Regions from separate parts of the Homo sapiens genome. Here region 2 is linked to region 1. The links are chromatin loops, found by intact Hi-C in ENCODE. Cell type or tissue: heart right ventricle. All regions are shown on one strand. Links, peaks and the distances in the headings refer to the core of each region. The heading gives the core; the rest is flanking DNA.

Region 1 (10,043 bases), core at 1,759-9,758:
TGAGGACTTTCTCTCCTTATGTTGGGGCTCATTATTTGTCTTATAGTCCACCTGTTCACTTAAGTGCTGTGTGAAAGCTGTGGATAAGAGCACCAATGTTTTCTTATGCAGACCTTGGGATCTCAACCTGGCACACATGAATACATACCAACAATTACAAGACAGTTTCACTCCTCTTACCCTGAGGGCAACTCCCACTCCAAATCTGCCCCTGTGAGCAGGAAGAAGTTACAGTGGCTGTAGGCCTTTTTCCATTTCCATAACACACAGATTAAAAATAAGGTATGATGAAACCCAAAGGAGGGGGATTAAAACTGTCTTTGCAAAAATTGTAACAGTGAGAAAATTCTGACCTAACCAAATTCAGTCTTGCCTTTAACCTCCAAACTGCCCTTGGTCATTTGATATGGTTTGGCTGTGCCCCCACCCAAATCTCATCTTGAATTGTAGCTCTCACAATTCCCACATCGTGAGGGGGACCTGGTGGGAGATAATTGAATCATGAGGGTGAACCTTTATCATGCTCTTCTCATGATAGTGAATAAGTCTCACAAGATCTGATGGTTTTATAAAGAGGAGCGCCCCTGCACAAGTTCTGTGTTGCCTGCCATCATGTAAGACATCCCTTGTTCTTCAGCCATGATTGTGAGGCCTCCCCAGCCATGTGGAACTGTGAGCCAATTAAACCTCTTTCCTTTATAAATTACCCAGTCTCAGGTATGTCTTTATTAACAGCATGAGAACAAACTAATACACAATTTCTGGGTATGGGCCAATCTAACTTTGGGAGAACTTTATAGTTTAAATAATATCCCTTAAACTAAGCCATCTTTGTAAAACTAATAAAAGCCAAAAGGTTAAGAGAATTAGAGGGGTCTGCATTCTGCTAATATGTAGGTGTAAATGACTAGGAGCCATTATTCCAATGGATTTGCAACTTCCCTAATTATTCCTGTAATTAACATCACTATTGTAGAACCTACAATTGGCCTTTTGAGATGTTTTTTCAGGCTTTTGTATTTCTAATGACTGATGCCCCACTTGGACTCTCCGTCTTCACACATGGACCATTTTCTACACCCCTATGACTGCATCCCCAATCAATCAGCAGCTCCCATACCCTAGCCCCACCGCCTGCCAAACTATCCTTGAAAATCCCTACCCTGCAAATTTTCGGAGATTGATTTGAGTAATAACTCCATCTGCCACATGCCACAGTGGCCTCATATCAATTAAACTTTCTTTACTGCAAAAAAACAAAACAAACAAATACAAAAACAATAAAAAAGAAACCAAAAACCCCCTTTCTTCTTAATGATTTTCTTAATGACATCTGGGAACTTGTCTGCTGCATCTTGGTCAGCAAAAGATGTTTCCCCTGTTATCTTGACTTTTTCTTTTTTATGCCAAACCTCTTTCAAAAATTACCAAACCATCCTTTGCTGGCATTAAATTATCCAGCTTTAGATCTTTCACCTTTTAAGTTGCCATATAATGATTTTTTTTTCTCTCCGAGACTTTTCACCACTCTCTGCTCACTCTGTGGAATGACTTTGTTTTTTCTTGAATCATATTAGAGTCTACAGGTATGCCTTTCTTATAACAATTCTGCACCCACATAAAAACTATGCTTTCATTATAAGAGATTTTGCAAAAAGTACATGGTTTTTGCACCTGTTGGCATAGCTGTAGCTACAACATCATAAATTTCCTTTATATATACATATCTAATGGTCCTTACACTGGATTCATTTATCTTGAAATAGTGGGCAACCACAGCTGCACACCACATTCTACAGTACACATCAAGCAATTCAACTTTTTCTTTGTAATGTCATGACTTTTCTCTGCTTCTTGAAAGTACTTCCAGCATCAGGTAGTGGCATGCTAAATGTGTCCTTTGTTGTTATCCAAAGCTTATGAAATTGCACTAAACATGATGAAAAATACACAAGAACTTCAAGATCACTTTTTCCTGAAGGGAAGAACTGCTCACATGGCCATGATTATCACACAGTGTTTTAAGGAGATAATCACAATGCCTGAGCTCACTGCAAAAGCAACAGGAGGTAGCTACAAAATTATTACATTTGTATAGTATATATTACAGTTAATTTTACGTAGTTACAATTTAATACTTCTTCGTTATGTTTTTTTACATCTCTTGACTGCAAATAGCACCACGTAGTTTCTTAAGTGTCTGTGTGCATAAGTTTTGATAAATTTTACCTTTTTATAATAGATTTGTGCATATTTTATGGTAGTAAATGACAAAATAGACTAGTGTCTACATACATTTTATGCATTCATGACATGCCTTTTTCTTAATTTTTTCAATATTTCTAGGCTACTTGGTTCGCCTGTGAGTTTTTTCAAACCATTCCAAATCTTCAAAACATTTTCCAATATATTTATTTTAAAAACCCACATATAAGTGGACCTACACAATTTAGTTCCATGTTGTTCAAGGGTCATCTGCATAAAAGGGGCTTAAAACAGTGCTTGGCACACAGTAAGTACTGAGAATTAATGTTGGTCAAACCATAATAGAGGCTTAGAAATCCAGCCCCATTAAAACACACATGGACGTTTCTGATGCCTGCTTTTCACTAGGGCTCCACAACCACCTGGTCAAATACTGTACTGGAATTAGATATATGTCTTCTTCCATAGCAGCAAAATTCTTCATACTGAATTGAATTCTACAATTCTGCTCATTATGATAATAATTATTCCCTCTCCCACTCCACCAATTCATTCAGATCCTATGACCAAAATTAATGAATTCACTCCTCTAGGTTTTAGAATTATGTAACTGCTACATGTTCCCACTGTTAGGCTGTAGCAACACAATATATCATACCTTTTGGATTTCTTCAGGCAACGCATGCATGGGAATGTGATGATCCATAACTTCCCAAAATATGGTGAGAGAGCTTTGAAGCCAAAGGAAATCTAAGAACATTGATGGCAACAGTCAGAACAGAAATAATGTAGAGAACATTCAAATTAAGATGCTTTATAAACTCCTAGAAGTATTTGGGGATGAATGGTGATAACTGTTTCAACAGATGCTTATTTCATCAGCTCAATGTTAGAAGGTACAGTTAGGGTTTTCTCCGTTAGTTATTGGGCCAATAGAACAGGAGAGAACTATAGAGACTGCTAAGTTAGAAAGAATATTTTCTCTTTTGTTAGAACTTTATAGTCTAATAATTTCTGTTGTGATTTACTACTAATTGTTTTTCAAATACATAATGACTAAAATTTTAAATACACATTTCAGTGTATTTTAAAAATCAAATATTTTTCTGAAATGCTGCTAGAAAAAGTATGAAAATATAGTATTTTAGCAGATGAAAAAAGCAATTGTGGCATGAATGCTGGATTAAATGATGAAATACAGAAAAAGAGCATTTAGAGATACCATATTAAATATGATATGCAAACACTGAACAGAAGAGTGATCAAAAAATAAGAAGCCAAGTGCCAATTTTATCTAAGATGGACATTTATATAATTTTATGCAGATATTTTACTTTTAACAGATTTTCTTTTTCTAATAAAAGCCATTCAATATAAAGGTCAGTCACTACTTTCATAAAACCAGAGGATAAATGGAGGAGCACTTTGGGTTTTTTGTTTTTTTTTTTAAATCCTTCCCTCACGAGTAAGGGCTGTTTATACATATCTAAGAAGTCAGGAGAAGGGCGAGGGCAGTGGCAGCAGAGTCAGATGATACAGGCACAATTCCATAGCAGGGAAGAAGGCATAGACAAGAGCAGTCTAAGAGTTCAAGAAAGGAAAAGATCTTATGTTTCAGATGAGAGGTGGGAGTTAGTGAAGGCTTCCTGAGGTTGCTTGTATTCAATCAGGGCAGGATTTTGACAAGAGACTGGAGAAGCAAAGTACTCTATCAGAGAGAGCAACCCCGGCCATACAGCAAGGTAGCAGGGAAACCGTAGTTGTCAAAAAGTCCTATAGTGGCATTATCTTTGTAAATGGTGCAACCACTAGTGGAAGAGAAGATTCCTTGTTCCCTGTGTTAGCACAAAGACTCATTTCAGTGAGTTGCTGTTTAAAACCAAAAACTAATGAGCTTTATGTCTTCCCACATAAAACATAATATGACATGTGTGGTAAAGTTAACTGAGGTCTGCAATGGAGGTACCATTAACCATGTCAACATAAGCCCAAACATAATCTGATGTTTGGCAGATTGTCATAATCATGTGGCAAGAGCCCAGAAGGCTCATTATTCTCATTTCTGTCATTTAATGGTGGATTTGCCATCAGTAAAATGAAATAGTAACTTCAACTCTATTGGGAGAATTTTCCAAAAAATTACCATCTAAACATCCTTTTAAAATTTCACCCATAAAGTTATCTGAGAGCACGGATCTAAATGACAGTATAAACAAAGCACCAGTAGAACAGTTTTTGTGTAGTGCCTTCATTGTCTGTGAATCTATTCCAACTTTATGGCCTTAGCATAAGAAGGGGAGGAATTGGCAGGTTCTGATTATCGGGGGGAAACTAAAAATTAAAAGTCCTGCCAACCCAGAAAATGCTCCACAATGCAGAAAGACAACAATTTTATTAGGCATTCAACTAGACTTTGATGCACATCACGGCTAATCTGCTAATGAGGTTACAAAGAGAGAAGGAAATCCCTCTTTTATACAGCCAAGGAGACACAATCCATTACACATTCTCAAGGAAACTGGTAACGTGTCCTCATGTAAGAGGGCTTAACATAGTGTTCTATACATTCTTTTATATTTCCTCTTTAATTCATCTGGTAATTGGGGTAACCACCTGTGTTAGCTAACGGCTTTCCTCCTAAGTAATGCACAGCTCCATAACGAAACAGGTGTTTACAATTAGGAATAACGCACCTAGGTTAAACTCCCAAAGTGACAAGGAGACTGGGGCCCTATCTTCCTTGATGTTTACATTTTAAAGAAATGGCTTCCAGGTCCTCAAGAAAAGCATTCCTAGGTCTTTAAAAACATTTGCATACATATTAAATAGAGGAAGCATTCACAAATACTAAGTTTCTCAAGAAAAAAGAAGGGTCTTTCCCTTTTGGCAACAGGGAAAATCTGTAATTTTTTAAATTTAGTCTTACATAGTTTTGCGTGTGTTATCAAACAAGTCCCTTTAATCCTTTCTCATTGCACGTATGTGGACCGCACTTTGGCAAGAGGTGCAGTGATAAGTGGCTGCAGCTACGTGGGTGTTTGTGAACCTCCTCTCTAACAAGATCACCGAAAAGACATTTTTTAAAATGCAGACACGTCCTTGTTCGTTTCCAATTCCGTTTCTCACACTAGTGTCACGTCAGGCCATTAACTCACGTTCAGCTTTCAAGCCCTTACGTAAAGAACCATTCCCATGGCGTGAATCACCCACAACGAGCAGGTCAGGGGCAGGTGAAGGCGGGAGTTCACATCCTAAGACTTTCCTGAAGCGGCAGGCTCTTCCACACAGAAACCAACCGCAAGGCCAGACAAAACTGCTGGAATGGCTTTCAAATCTGTCCCTTTCTAACCCCGTTCCCCCTGGACCTGCAGTGGCCGGAAGAGGAGGAGGAGGAGGGTGCGGGGGTGAGGAAGCAGAGCCGCGCGTTCCCCGGGGCTGGGAGGAAGGCGGACCGCGCCTGGGCCCCGCGGGCTGGCAGACACCAGGAAGGGGCCGCAGAGGAGCGTGGTGGCGGAGTCCAGACCCGGGGCCTCGTGCTCTCGCTGGGGCGCCGCGGCTCAGCTTTCTGGCTCTCTCCCCGGGTGCGAGCACGCCTCCACTCCGGAACTGCATTTGGAGGACCGGGTCATCCCAGGCTGAGGAAAGCCATCGTCCCTCACCTCGACTTCGACTAGGACGGGTGTGAAACGGCTTTCCCGGTCTCCCGGGCGACCGCGCCGCCAGTCGGCTGGACGTCAGGGCGCGGCGACGTCACGGCCCACGTCTGTCGTCAACGCTCCCCTGCACCGCCCAGGGTCTCACGCGCCGGGCGGAAGTGGGAAAACTGGTGGTGGGGCTCGGAAGGCTGGGCTAGTCTTACGCGGAATGCTGTGAGAGGGAGGGAAGGGGATCGAGGGATGAGGTGGGCGAGAGTGGGTCGGGTGCTTGGTAGCGACTGCTGAGATGGAGGGAGCTGTCCCAGCCTCGTGGGGGGTTGGAGAGAGGCACTGCCGGGAGTCGGGAGTCGGGAGCCTATAGCCCTACCTATCACCCCTTGCTCTGGGGCCTATGTGGTAGACACAGCAGTGAGCAGTTACTGTTCTTGAGCAGAGGAAAAAGAGATGCCTGTAGAGGTCATGGGTGTAAAGGGAAGTTCTGGTTTCAGTCATTACAGCCAGGACAAATTAATTGGGAAGGCGTTGGTGACATTTCCATTCTAGTCCAAAGTAGTGAAGATTAAGGGCTTAGTTCAAAAAGTATTTTGAGACCTCCTAGTCTACACTTTATTTATCGCAGGCTACCCACCCTTACACGTGACTAACTTCCCTTTGTTCATACATTCATTCATAAAACAAGTATTTATAGACCTACTACGCGACAAGCAGAGCAGCATACCGAGATAGGGTGATACTCTGTGACTGGTCAAGGCAGGAGCAGCCATTGGTGTAATTAGCAGGTGACTCATTCGTAGTCCAGATCTTGCCTTTCTGAGGATTATATAAGGTCGAAGTACAGTTCTTCCAAGAACCAAAGAAAACATCGATGGCTCTGTAGCAGGCAAAGAGACTGGTTTGCTATTGAATAAAATAAGATTAAGTAAATACAAAGAAAATTAATTGAACCTATAGATTTAGAGAAGTGATTAAATGACGCAGAGCAGTATCGGTACACCAAACTGCTTATTGATAACTACTAATTAATGACACCAGGAAGTACTGAACACTAGTGCCTTGTTCCTTGGCACTAAAAAGTCTAGTAGATGTGGCTGGGCGCGGTGGCTCGGGCCTGTAATTCCAGCACTTTGGGAGGCCAAGGCGGGCAGATCACAAGGTCAGGAGATCGAGATCATCCTGGCTAACACGGTGAAACCCCGTCTCTACTAAAAATACAAAAAAGTAGCCGGGCGTGGTGGCGGGCGCCTGTAGTCCCAGCTACTTGGGCTACTCGGGAGGCTGAGGCAGGAGAATGGCGTGAACCTGGGAGGCAGAGCTTACCCTGAGCCGAGATAATGCCACTGCACTCCAGCCTGGGCGACAGACCAAGACTCAGTCTCAAAAAAAAAAAAAAAAAAAAAAGTCTAGTAGATGTATCTTGTACATTTAACCTGACTGATATTTTTGCCCCAATGCCTACCCTTGATTTTCTGTTTCCACTCCCTCAAAGAAGAAAGGATTAAGAGGCCTAGAGGACAGTCAACCAAGTGGTCAACTATAACATGCTTATGAGAAGCCCAAATAACTTTCAGAGCTATTCATCCTCGTCATATTTATCTGAGAGATAGTGAGGGTAGGACTGCTCTCATTTTGTGATAATGGAAGTTTAGATACAGGGCACCAAAACTGGTACCTATCTGGGACAGGAATTTGCACACCTAATGCAAGATCACTCTGTTCTGAGGCTAGTTTTCTTTATTGAGTACTTTGTTTATAGGATAAGGAAAGGCAACACTTTAAGGATGGGAGAAAATCCAGCTCAAAGGCTGCAGTTCACTCCTTGGTTTAATTTCATCTGTGTTTATTTGTCTGCATATTGCCTTTGAGACCAATTTCCTTTCCACTGTAAATTTCCCTTAGACCTGCACTGTCCAGTAAGGTGGCCTCATGTAACTAATTTCACTAAAATGAAGTATGTTTAAAAATTCCATTGCTATATTGCATTAGCCATATTTTAAGTACTCAGTAGTCATGTAGGTAATGTATGATACACCATAGATACTGAACATTTTCATTATCATAGAAAGTTGGGCTGGGCGTGGTGGTTCATGCCTATAATCCCAGAGCTTTGGCAGGCTGAGGCAGGAGGATCTCTTGAAGCCAGGAGTTTGAGACTGGCCTGGGCAATATAGTGAGACTCTGTCACTATAAAAAAAAAAAAAATTAGCATGGTGTGGTGACACACACCTGTAGTCTTTACTCAGAAAGGCCTAGGTGAGAGGATCACTTGAGCCCAGGAATTTGAGGCTGCAGTCTATGATCTGGCCACTGCACTCCAGTCTAGGTGACAGAGCCCGACCCTGTCTCTTAAAAAAAGAAAACAAAGAAAAAGAAAGTTGGAAAGCAGTAGACCCCAGTAAGAATTTCAAAGGATAAGAGTTAAGTTGTGATGAATGACATTTTTTAAAGCGTAGCAGCAAAAAGTGTTATTCCTGAAAGAAGATAGTGCAAAGGAAGTGTTGTGACAAGATGTTACAAAATAGGTTTAAGAAAAAAAAAAAAGCCACGAATCCTGTGCCCTATGTTGGTGTTTTGTCTTGGTCTCTCCCTTTTCAGGTTTCTCACTTGCCCTCCCTCTGTCTTCCCACCCCATTACTGTCCATACTAGAATTGAAGTACAATTTAAAATAATCCCATCATTGGGCATATTAAATAAAGTTTTGGGTTACCCCATTAGTTTTTAATTGAGCTAATTTTCACTTTTTACTTCGACTTTTAAAAATTATCCAGTAATAGCCAAATTAAGCTGCTGTTAACTTCTTTTTATGACCCTTTATTCCCCGCTCCCAACCCCGTATTGTCAGTGATCCCTGGGGAAGGAAATGCTCTCAGTTTTTGGAATAGAGACGCTCTAAAGCGACTAACCTAGGGCTTTCCACATGGTCTGCAGAACTTTGTGTTGGTTTATGAGGACACAGTGTCTGTGCTTTTGTTACTGTTGTGAATTTACATAAAATATGTATCCAGCAGGGAAATGTCGTTCTTCACTTCAAAAAGTAGTTTTATGCTCCCTCCTTTGTTTCCTCCTCCCCCACCATGAAAAGCATGTAGAAGAGGTATGTTGCCTGCAATTCTGATAAAAATGTAGGAACTCTATCCAAGCGAGAGGCGACAGCGTGCTGGCAGTCCTCAGAGCCCTTGCTCGCTCTTGGCGCCTCCTCTGCCTGGGCTCCCACTTTAGTGGCACTTGAGGAACCCTTCAGCCCACTGCTGCACTGTGGGAGCCCCTTTCTGGGCTGGCCAAGGCCAGAGCTGGCTCCCTCAGCTTGCAGGGAGGTGTGGAGGGAGAGGGGCGAGCGGGAACTGGGGCTGCGCGCCGTGCTTGCGGGCCAGCTGGAGTTCCGGGTGGGCGTGGGCTTGGCAGGCCCCGCACTCGGAGCAGCCAGCCGGCCCTGCCAGCCACGGGCAATGAGGGGCTTAGCACCCAGGCCAGTGGCTGTGGAGGTTGTACTGGGTCCCCCCGCAGTGCCAGCCCACTGGCGCTGCACTCGATTTCTCGCTGGGCCTTAGCTGCCTTCCCGTGGAGCAGCGCTCGGGACCTGCAAGCCCGCCATGCCTGAGCCTCCCACCCCCTCCGTGGGCTCCTGTGCCGCCGGAGGCTCCCCAACAAGTGTCGCTCCCTGCTCCATGGCACCCAGTCCCATCGACCACCCAAGGGCTGAGGAGTGTGGGCTCACAGCGTGGGATTGGCAGGCAGCTCCTGTGCAGCCCCAGTGCGAGACCCACTGGGTGAAACCAGCTGGGCTCCTGAGTCTAGTGGGAACTTGGAGAACCTTTATGTCTAGCTCAGGGATTGTAAATACACCAATTGGCACTCTGTATCTAGCTCAAGGTTTGTAAATACACCAATCAGCACCCTGTGTCTAGCTCAGGGTTTGTGAATGCACCAATTGACACTCTGTAACTAGCTACTCTGGTGGGGCCTTGGAGAACCTTTATGTCTAGCTAAGGGATTGTAAATACACCAATCAGCACTCTGTATCTAGCTCAAGGTTTGTAAACACACCAATCAGCACCCTGTGTCTAGTTCAGGGTTTGTGAATGCACCAATGGACATTCTGTACCTAGCTACTCTGGTGGGGCCTTGGAGAACCTTTGTGTGACACTCTGTATCTAGCTAATCTGGTGGGGAGGTGGAGAACCTTT
Region 2 (11,515 bases), core at 1,401-9,400, 100 kb after region 1:
CTTAGAGGACAGAGAGGTCAAAAAGGTGTCCATTTTTACTTCAACTACTAAAACCTGTTAATCCTGATTAGAAGAGGGGGAGAGAAGGGAGTAAGGACAAGAAGAAAAAGAAGAAAAGGAATGAAGGCAGGAAGGGTTGGTGGACAGTTGGCTACTAGTCACAGATAAGCAAGAGGTCTGGCTCCTAATTTATATTAGCTTAAACCCAAAACATTTCCTCCTTTGCTAGGATGCTCTACCTTTCTTAAGATAAGCTTTACATTATTTCTGAGGGGAGGAGGGATAACAAGTTGATTTAAAAAGTTTTCCTTTAAACTGTGGAAACAAGAAGTCCTTAGCAATGCCACGTCTTGCCCTGACATTCTTCAAAGCTCTTTATGTTTTAGCCTCATGTTGAATTCACTTTTACAATTTTTGTTGCTATAATAACAACATGGCTTTCTTTCACTCCTTCAATTTTCAAGTTGCTTTATTCACTATAAATCATCTCATCAAAATATCTAGGTTTTTCCCATGTGAAGAAAAACATTGGGAAAAATGGGGGATAGAAATTTAACCATTAAATTCCACCTCTCCCCCAACTCTGTCAGCAGCCGCCAGGACCAAACACAGTGCATCTTCCATGCCCTACTTAGCACAACAGACACCACCATCTCAAATTATTTGCTGGGGGCAATTCAGGCTTCCACCTGAAGAACCTGGATAAGTGCCCACAGCCGCTGGCTGCCCATGGCCTCTCAGAAAATAAATGCCTTCCAGGGTAACTTTCTGTTCTTTCTGTGTGAATGAAACTCACCAGTCCCGGAAACTGTTTACACACATTTGGTAGGTCATTCCTCCCTTAAAGGGATGTGAATAAAAAGCCAGAGAAAAGGGCTCTTTCTCTCCCAAAGTTTGCTGATTGTCTCTCTCCTGGGCCACCTGACTCCCCTTAGCCTTGTGCCTTTGTACAGCTGGTGTTGACATCAGGTTAATTACACGGTCCTGTGTTTACACGTGGGTCTCCTGAAAGGCTAGCAGCAAGTTAGCTGTGCGGAGGCAAGTTGCAAAGCTCATTTCATTGACTTGCCCTTACGTCTGAAATGGACTTTTCCAATAGTGACTGGTGAATGATTCACAGGCATCCCTAGGAGACAAGCACATAGCATCATCCCTACTTTGTCAACAAAGAAATGGGCCAAAGTGGGAGCTGCTGGTCCAGGGGTGCACAACAAGTGTCTCAGCAACAGGGTCAAGTGCTACTCTTGAGGCTAGGCTCACATTCATCTGCTCCCACCCTGGGTGGCTCTACTGCCTCTGGACAACACATACTCTTGGGGTATCTTGCAAGCTTGACAGGGAGAAAACATTAATATACATATGAAAAATGAAGCACTGGTTGAGGGCTAGCCCCTTAGCTCTCTAAAGGCTCTAGCTCTGTATCAGAACGACTGTGGGCCAGCCTTTCGTGCCATATGCAAATGAAGCTTCTTGAAGGCAGGAAATGATGATGTTTTCTTGGCTGCTCTATCCCCAGGGCCTAGACCCATGCATGGCTCAGGTCAGTAGGGACTCAATAAGTACTAGATGAGTGATGAATGAACCTTGACTACATTATGTTAGCCACTGGGGATAACAGCTGGGCCTTGCCTTGTTGGTACCCCTGAGAACCCTGCACTCCTCTTACCCACCTCAGTGAGAAAGGACATTTAAAAAGGCTTGTGACTGACTGTCTCTGAAGAAATCACAGAAGATCTGATCATCTGTGATTTCTTCAGAGACAGTCAGTCACAAGCCTATTTATAGCCATTCATAGAATGGCCTCTATGCCACAGACAAAGTACAAATATATAGAGGTCAGATGATTTGTTCACACTCCCTCAGCTAGGACAAAATCTCAGATCTCCTGACTTGATACCCCACACTGGGTTTTAAAATACAGTTTTGCCTCAGGGTTAGGCTATAGCTATAGCCACGCTGGCTGTCCACAGGTCCTGGACTGAACAGTTATGCAGAAGATTTAGAAACTACAGAGAAAGCCCTATCCTTACCATTGTGCCCTCAGCCCTGGAAAACTGAGTCGACACACAGGTTGCTATGAGATATCATTTGAAGGGCAGACATTGTGAAGACTAAGCCAGTCTTGGCAAAATGAGCATTTGTAAGGGGCAACTCAATTAGAGGGTATTTTGTTTCAGAAACAATCTTGGTGGTTCATATGAGTGGGAATCTAACAGTGCTCCCCATTTCACATGCTAGGAAGTATGTGTTTCTCTCCTCCTCTTTCTTCAGGAAACTTAATTGTAGGAAAATTCTTATTTTCTGGATAGAAAATCCAAGGCAGGCAGATAGATATTTGACAACTTCCATGGAAATATATTGGGGAATCTTACTTATGGCAGAATTCTAGCATTACCTCTTTTCAGAGTCTTGTACATTTCTTAAATCCAAATGTGTAGCTCATTTTTCTGTGAAGGGTATTTTACAAAAGAGCTAGGGAAAATATACTAAGTGAAAAAGTATCAACCCTTTGGATCAACTTTGGTCCTTATATCTTAGAAATCAGGTGATTCAAACAAACCCCAAAATGCCTCTGGTCACTCCCAATTCTACATTGTCTTTTCTTCCAAGCTTTGGAGAGGGCAGCTGTTCAAGTGCCCAGGTCTAGAGGGGTCAGAACTTGGTACAGCCCTTAGAGTGAGGGTCCTGTGTGACAATCAGGCCCTTTTGCTAAGTGTTAAATATTAATATTTGGAAGTTTCTACTTGTAGAGCCTGAGCCTGAGAAGAAACCACTTGGCAGACTTGGAGTTCTCCTAAACCAAGTGCTGCTGGTTTGTCCTACACAGGATCACCCAGTCCCACCACATTCTTCCACAAAGTCAGAAGTTCACTTAGATGGCTGGGCTCACTGAGATTATAGCAGAAAACTCTATGAAAGGCTACTAAGAATAAATTTCCTGGAGGTGGTACGTCTGACTAGAAGAAGAACCTCATTTGTCAGAAGAACCTGACAAAGGAGGCTGTCTTTAGACAGTGCAGGGATGGCTGCTTTCTCCTCTGTCTTCAAGTCTGGATGACCATGCCCAGGAGTGTCTTCTCTATAGGGATGATTAGGAGCAGCATTTCAGATGGAAGTGGGTGCCAGCTGGACCTTGAAGCCATGCTTTCGTAGCACTTCATATAAGCTTAAGAAAACACCAATTGTTCATATAAAGAATTGGGGAAGGGGGCCCAATGGTGATAAAGTGGGCCTAAAGTCCCAAAGCCACCCCTTGGCACGGGACTGATGCCTAAAAGCCTAGATGCAATTTTTACATAAGAAACTGAGCAGCAGACTCTCTCACTATTCTGAGAAATTCACATTTTTCGGCAATTAAGAGGAACCTGCTTCAGGTATTTAATTAATCAAAACTGAGAAATATTTTCCAGCGGGAAAATTCACATGGAGTCTCCTCTATCTTTCAGGATATATAACGTCTAAAAAACTCAAATGACATTTTCATGTCTTCCTGGTGCCAAGCCAGTGAATGGGTGGTGTGAAATGTTTATACCAACAGTCATTACTAAAGTTTCCCACAGGGCTGAATCCAATTAATTAGGCCTAGCTAAACCTGTCAGCCACACCCAGGACCCAGCCGAATAACCTTTCCAGGATTTAGAAACACCCCTTCGACAAACACTCATTTATTACTACCTGTATTCTGTGAATCACTCTGCTGCAGATACTGCCTGACGGAACTTCCTCAAAACACAGTGCTTCATAGACTAAAAGTCAAAGACCTCTGCTTTTTCATTTTAAAATGTTGTTCTTCAAACCACTTTACAAATATTAATGTATATTTCATTTTCACTCATAGTTTGCTCAGAACCAAGAATAATGCAGTTTATTTTTCTTCAGGTCCTAATCAAAGGACTGGATAGTTTCTACCAGCACCATTTGTTTTCCTTGAAATTGATGGGAACCTCTTTTTCCTCCCCCAAACCCTGTAGAATATACTCAGAATGTATTAGAAACTCTTCTGAGCCTGAAGCCTGTGTCTTTCTTGGAGGGCTCTGGAAAATCATTCCAGAGCAAACTTACATCTTTTGGTACCATTATCTTTGGACCCAGCGTTTCATTCAATATACATTTATTGAGTGTTGATTAGTGCCAGGGTACTGTTCAAAATGCTGGGCAAACAATATGAATGCTTCCTGCTTTCCCAAGACTTCTAGTGGTGGGTGGCTGGTAGGGGGAAAAATAAGCAAATCAACAAAGAAGCAAAGTAATTGCTGATAGTGGCAAGCAATATTAAGACAGCACAAAGGATAATGGCCTAGAGAGTGAGGATGTGAGTGTTGAGGTGGTCCGGGAAGCTTTGCTGAGGGTGTAGCATTTTGAGACCTGAATGATAATATTATGCTAATTGTATCACATTCTGTTACATTTACTTTTCTGTTTTTAAAGCAAATCCACAAGGATATAAAGTCAAATGAACAAAGAGACTGATTAGGAGACCATTGTCCTCTCATACTATTTTTTTTTTCTTTTTTTTTTTTGGTGGACAGACGTATTCAGGGAATGCTGGTAAATTGGTTCAGTCTCTAAGGTGGGCAACACTGTGGTATCTATCCAAAATTAAAATGCATTATCCTTTGATCCAACAATCCCACTTCTAGGAATTAAATCTATAGAAAGAATGGTACATATGCAAGTCAGGGGCTGGTTAAGTAAATTATGGAACATCCATATGAGAGAACACTTTTCAGCCATTAAACAGAATGAGGTTGGGGTCCAAGATAAATTGTTAAGTGAAAAAGAGCAAGGTGCAAGAACTATGTGTTTTGTTTAATATGCTATAATCTTTGGGAGGATATATTAAAAAAAACTGATAACAGTTTTTGCCTCAGCAGGGGTTAGGGGAGAATTAGAATTAGAAGGACATCAAACAATACTTATAACCTCTGTATGTCCTTCTGTAACTTTCACATTGTTTTTACTGGTGCATATATTAGCTATTTAAATAAACAGATGTTTTGCAAAATAAAGCATTGCAGTATAAATAATTACAGATATATTTTATCCAAAGTTCTTTCCATGTGTATTTACACATCACATTTTCAGCTGGAATAAATTTTAAATGTTAAAAGGGGAAAAGCTCCTAAAATCAGTTGTGTAGTTACCTTCTTGGCTGGCCCAATATATAGGCATTTCTCAGCCCGGGCTTGAGTATGATGGTCTTTGTAAGATTGAGCTTAGGAAACATTTCAGGAAAGGCATTTTCTTGTGGGATAGATATCCTCTTTGGAAGATAGTGCACTCATTTCTGATCCATTGAAAGATTTGAATAACTAACTTGACCAATATTCTGATAGAGAATTGGAAAAAGTTGATTTTTTTCTGAAAAACTTTCCAACGCATATATAATTTTTCCTCTTCTAAGGTAGGGTAGGCCTTGGTTTCTAAGAATGAACTTGCTCCAGCAGAAATGTTTTTCTCAGTTCTCACAGCTAATTTATGTTCTGGACCACTTAAAATTACGGATTGATAAGAGCCTTTAGCTACCAGTAAAATTTTAAGAAACACGATGGAAATCAAATGTTTTTTAGCTGTCTGTATTTTGAGCACAATCTCTGTTGCTTCCTACAGTGCTATGCCAGGGAAGGACACCAAATAATACTTACAATCTCTGCTTCTTGTGGAAATAAAATCTGTCTCCTATTAAATAAAGCACTTAAGCACACACAAGTTTTATTTGAAAATGTCCCATCGATAATCTGAAAGAGCCATGGAAATGACATTATCTATTTTAAAAATGCATTAAATATGTATCTAGTGGAATTGTGAGAAATTAAGTCACTTGTAAAAATTTCCATCTACTACAAGCTGGATGTGAGAATTTGCACAGGGGCAGAGCTTGGAGAATTGGCAGAGTGGCCTACAGTTTGAGTCCCATTGGGGCTGCAGGAAAGAGAAATGGCTCATTACAAAAAGCTATGGTAACACCCCAGAGAGCAGCTGCATTTGGAGCTGAGTCAGAGAGCACAACCTGACCAAGAAGGGGAAAAGAGGACAGAAACTGCTCATCATCTTGTTGGCAGAATCTTTGAATACTCCATTCAAGAAATGAATGCTATCAGTTGGTGGCAGAGTCTACCCACTCTGTGAAGTAGGGTGCAGATGAAAGGTCTTTCTGAACACCAGCTTATTGGCCATTGGTCTTCCACTGCGTCACAAGCCCCAGGGGAGAAAGCCAGAGTCAGTATTGCAAGAGGTCTTTCCAAGTGTAGGCCTTTCCCAGTGCAGGCCTTTCCAAACTCAGGCCTCTTATGTGTGCTGACAGAACCTGGTCGTAGGGGAGGAAGTTATCAAAAAGTGGGTCACTAGAGAAGGCTGGGCTAGCTCCACATCAGGGTTCCTTGTCCTCATGATCAGGTTTCAGGGAAGGCTTTTATTTTTGTGGCTCTTAACAACACACATCCTCTAGTATTCTTGTGGGAGGGAGGGAAAGTGATGCCATGTGGGCACTAGATAGCAGAGGTGGAGAGAGAAAAACCTGAGAGAGACAGAGAAACAATAATTCAGAAAGAATTCTACAACTCAAGACTCTGAAAGGAGCTCCATCCCAAGGAGGGACTGCTCTAATACAGGCAGCAAATATGCCTTGAGAGTCCTGTGGAGATCTGCGTGACAATTACGAATAATCTTGAATTTTGACTTGTATTTTCCACCTTCTATTTTTGACATCCCTCTTTGGAGTCACTCAGTTGAAATCAGATGACATTCCCTATGAAGCTTATTATGTCTCTAAGGTCAAAGTCTTTACTACTAATGATTTAAGCTACAGATTTACAATTTCTTGTAAGAGAAATTGAGTTGGAAAGGACAGTAAAGATCTGCCCCACTATTTTAAAGATAAGGAAACTGAGACCTAGAGGGGTTAAGTTATTTGGTCAAAGCTCTCAGAAAAGCTGAGACTAGAATTCAAGCTTTCTCTAGGCAGAGTCCTTTGCTACTTGAAAAGTAACACTACTTTCCTGCTTTCACATTCTATTCACATTTCTATTCATTTTGTGTCAAATTGTGTGGTCCATTTCTCTGTCCCAAAGAGAACAGAATATGTTGATTCAGCAGGAATTTCCAGAGGGGGTTAGGGGTGGGGACCTACAAGGGCCTACAAAACTTAATGTGATCAGAGGAATCTTCATTGACAAATAATGTCCAGATTTACAAATACTTGACACATAGAAACTGACTCCAGCTCAAACTTATGAAATAGAGAAGATAGAGTTCCCCTTTGTCTTCAGGGGAAGCCATGGCTGCTTAAGGACAATGCACTGTCAGCTCGGTGATGTCTTGATTTGGTCTGGGATTCTGCACTTAGTAATTGCAGACAATACTCATGTGGTGCCAAGGAAAAAGAAATTTGGCATTTTCCAGTTCAATAAGTCTAAACAAACCACATCACTTTACATCAAGTAGATCATGTTTTACCAGAATTTTCCAGTTTGGCAGTCTATCTTGATCAAATCAACTAAATTATTGCCACTGTGGCTATCTGTGAAAGAACACAATTAAAAAAATCTGGTGCCTTATCTTATACTCAGGTAACACATCTCCTAGAGATGGTGAAATACACCATTCTGCTGAGTCAGAGTGATTTCCTCCCTCCTTTACTTGGGAGTGGGTCTGTGATGCACAGTGACACTCTGGCAGACATAGACTATATTTTGATGTGTCTGTCTTAGTTCATCTAAAGTTAAACTTATTCCTTAAGAATGGGTCCCAAATTTTCTGCACCTCGCTGTGGTCTCTGCAGTCATTCACTAAGGAAAAATTATTTATTCACTGTTTGACACATCTGGTTTCTAGACCTTGTCTAGATAGACCTTGTCTGGATGGTGATTAACAAGTTTGACCAAGAGCCACAGCCCTGTTCTGTTTCTTCGTCCATTGTTTCATCTCTGAAACACTTGAACTTCATCCTTGAAGGCACCAAGCTATCACATTGGTGCCTCACATCTGAAAGTTGGATAAAAGACAGTAAAGGTCCTGTGTACCTTTACCATTTTTACCTCAATGACCTGCTTTTGCAGGCAAATGTGCAGTAGCTTTAAGCCAGTATCTTGAAAGTGGGGTGCATATAATGATCAATTGAGATGAAAGACAAATATTATAACATGTTTATATTTATTTTTATCTTTAAAAAATGAAAAAATGCTGTTTCCTCATATTTTAACACTCTCATTGGGGCTGTCTGTTGAATGAGCACATATCATGTACAGTAGGCATAGTACCCTCCAGAAAGAATGAGAGGTTCCTGGAGCAGAGGGAAGTATCCACCCTTTTTTCCCTTTCAAGGTGTTGTAACATATTGCATTTTGTTGGTTCTTGGTTAAGTGGGTTTAGGATTATATAATTTAAATTAGGGGTCGGCCAACTATGTTCCCTGAGCCAAATCTGGCCTGCTGCCTATCTTTGCAAATGAAGTTTTACTGGAGCACAGCATGCTCATTCTTTTGCATATTGTCTATGGCTGCTTTCAGACAATGGCAGAGTTTAGTAGTTGTGACAGAGACCATATGTCCCACAACACCTAAAAGATTTACTATCAAACCCATTACAGAAAACATTTGGCAAACCTTGTCCTAAATAGTTCCACTTTTGCAAAATGTTATAAGACTGTGGGGGCGGGGGGGGGGGGTGATGAGAGTGGGAAGGAGAATTGTACCCATGAAAATCTTTACATTACACCCAGGTTATCTCACGATATTTTTATTTTATGAGAACACATATCTCAAAGTTGCTGACCTTTTTTTTTTCCCCTGACGACAAGCAGCTGATTCTAGTGACCTAGAAGATATTTTGGGGAAAAATAAAAAAAGACTCAAAATTTAAACTGTCTTTTCAAGGTAAAAGGACATTTTTAAATAGTGAGAAAAACATATGTAATTTCACAAGAAACCTACTATGAAAAATTCTGAAAAATAAAATTTTGATATGTTTCCATTTTATGTAATTGTTTCTTAAAAAGTATTATCACATAAAAATGTCCACATCTGCATTCTTAGAAACACTTGGAAGCAGAATTTTCATTTAAATGCTATCTAAATGAAGACTTTCAGTAAAATTTGAAGAGATATGTTAAAAATATAAAAATACGTTTTTCTATTAGTTTGCAAGAACAACTGATTGACATCTAGAACTATGAATATTTCCTAGCTGATTTTCAACAGAAATTTTTGCTTAAGGAGATTAAGAATGAAAAAGTGGTATTATGATTTAGTAAGCTCAGCCAGTGATGGGCTTCTTCCATTCAGATGTGTCTTTGGGATATTCTTTTTCCAGCTACTATTAATATTTTTTAGTGAGAACAAAAAAGCATTTTGTGTATATTTAATAAATATAAAAATACATTTCTTTTTAAAAAATCTTATCTTTTATTTTATATTACTTATTAATCTATTTCTTAATTTATTTCTATTTTTGTATTTGTTTTATAATGTATTTATTAATGGAAAAAATACATATCTAATTTATGAATATATAAATATACATAGATTGGAGTGGATGCTCCCAAAGTTTTCAGTGATAGAAATTTATAGTCAAAATATTTAGTGATCAATAATTTGTAGTGTGAACTTGAAATTTAGTAGATTTAGGTTTAAATAGGGCTCTGTCACATATTGGCTACATTCTCTTGATTAAAATAATTTATTGTATGTTTTATTTTCTTAATGGTAAATTGAGATAAGGCACATAAGGCACTTAATACAAAGCCTAGCACATAGTAAATGTTCAATAAATATCAGTAAATATAATTATTGTACCTATATATCTCCAAGTTCTCCAGCTTTCCAGGGTCACCCTTTTCTTTAATATTTCAATAAAATAATTCAACTCCTCCCATCCCACTTATGGGAAAGCTACTATATGCCCCTGATTTTTTTGTAGAAAGTCCTGTCTGAGTACATTGAGAGTGCTATAACAAGTTACCATAAACTGGGAAATTATAAACAACAGAAATTTATTTCTCACAGTTTGAAGTCTGGAAAGTCCAAGATTGAGGTGCTGGCAGATTTGGTGAGGGCCCACTTCTTAGTTCATAAGACAGGTATCATCTCGCTGTGTTTTCACATGGCAGAAGGGAAGAGGGAGCTCTTTGGGGTCTCTTTTATAAAGACACTAATCCCACTGAGTGCTCTATCATGACCTAATCACCTCCCCAAGGCCCCACCTCCAAATACCATCATACTGGGGATTGATTTCAACATACGAATTTTGGGAAGACACAAACATTCAGCCTAGAGCAGTACTTGAATTCTTCTGCTATGTTAGATTTTTTCTGGTTGCCTAATGTCCCTCTCTTGGCTCAGTTCTCTATCACCTGCAGGCTTATCTATTCCTAATCTATATGACTCCAAGAGTAACTATTGTAAGACTTTCCTTAAGACTTGTGGATAACACAGGGTAAATACAGTTAAGAACTGGAAAGAATTTACAATCTAGGCATCAAAACAATGCCCTTCCTAAGTTCATGCACTGCTGCCCATTGCTGGGAATGTCTTAATAATTCTGTCCAGTGTTGAGCCTGGCCTGTTTCCCTGTTGTTGGTACTATTCTTTTCCTTTCAGAAAACTTTCTGCCTTTCTAAATGTTTCCTGAATTCAGAGCCCAGCCCCCAGTTTCTCAGACTACTGCAGGCTACTCTGTTATGCCAAGGCCATGAGTACAGCTGCAGTCTGGGCACTAAACTTCTCCGGGGGTGCCATTCACACTGACAACTGAATAATGAATGCTCCCTGGAGTTGTACAGTAAGATAGCCCTGCCTCTTTCCATCAAGAATGGGGTGAATGCGAAAACTCCACTTTCAAAATCAAGAAGCCCATTAGCTAAGAGTATATTAAATAAAAATGCCATTCACTATAGGTCGCTATCTCTCCCCAAACAAACAATAAATAAAAGCTTTTGACTCCAAAGTTATTAGATTGAATTATTAGGCAGAGATCAAGGTCAACATTTTTGTACTTCCCTTCTACAAGTCTCTGTGCTGGAACTGGGTCAATAAAACATTTATTAAACCCCTTTCTCAATCAACTCCTGTGTGTCTAGATTTCCTCCCCTTTTCACCACCACCGCTGCCAATAGCAACAATACTATGATTACCATCACCATCATCATGACCTGCATGATCGCCTTGACCATGAACATCACCACCTCCGCTACCACCATAACCATCTCAATCACCACTATACAGCTGACTCTTGAAAGACACAGGTTTGAATTGTGCAGGTTCACTTACGTATAGATTTCTTATGCTTCTGCCACCCCTGAAACAGCAAGACCAACCCCCCCTTCCTCCTCCTCCTCAGCCTACTCAACGTGAAGATGATGAGCCTCATAACTTTGTGAGGTAGGTACTGTTATTATTCCCATTTTACTGATGGACATTTACTGAATGATGATCCAGTTCCAGTTAATAAATAGTGAATATATTTTCTCCTCTTATAATTTTCTTCATAACATTTTTTCTATGGCTTATTCTAAGAATAC

What was found. Peaks named below come from ENCODE experiments on the same cell type or tissue, not always from the same donor. Only the 100,000 strongest peaks of a DNase experiment are listed, where the experiment ranks them.
Region 2: it touches region 1 in a loop (1.9-fold over the local background); 4 of 110 quality-filtered maps call a loop at or near these places.

The regions. Positions count from the first base shown.
Region 1 is chr3:156,822,198-156,832,240 of GRCh38, reverse strand. LEKR1 (leucine, glutamate and lysine rich 1) reads right to left here and starts at 5,888. Exons shown (of 13, transcript NM_001004316.3): 1 at 5,865-5,888; 2 at 2,864-2,955. The coding sequence starts at 2,911. RefSeq lists a silencer at 4,747-5,041 and an enhancer at 5,356-5,415. In heart right ventricle, for the core only: no CTCF peak of the experiment used is centred there; a DNase peak (open chromatin) is centred at 5,940; H3K4me3 peaks cover 1,834 bases; H3K27ac peaks cover 2,176 bases.
Region 2 is chr3:156,717,992-156,729,506 of GRCh38, reverse strand. No RefSeq gene overlaps it. Among named protein-coding and RNA genes, the nearest start is that of TIPARP-AS1, 48 kb to the right of the region's middle. In heart right ventricle, for the core only: no CTCF peak of the experiment used is centred there; no DNase peak of the experiment used is centred there; H3K27ac peaks cover 901 bases.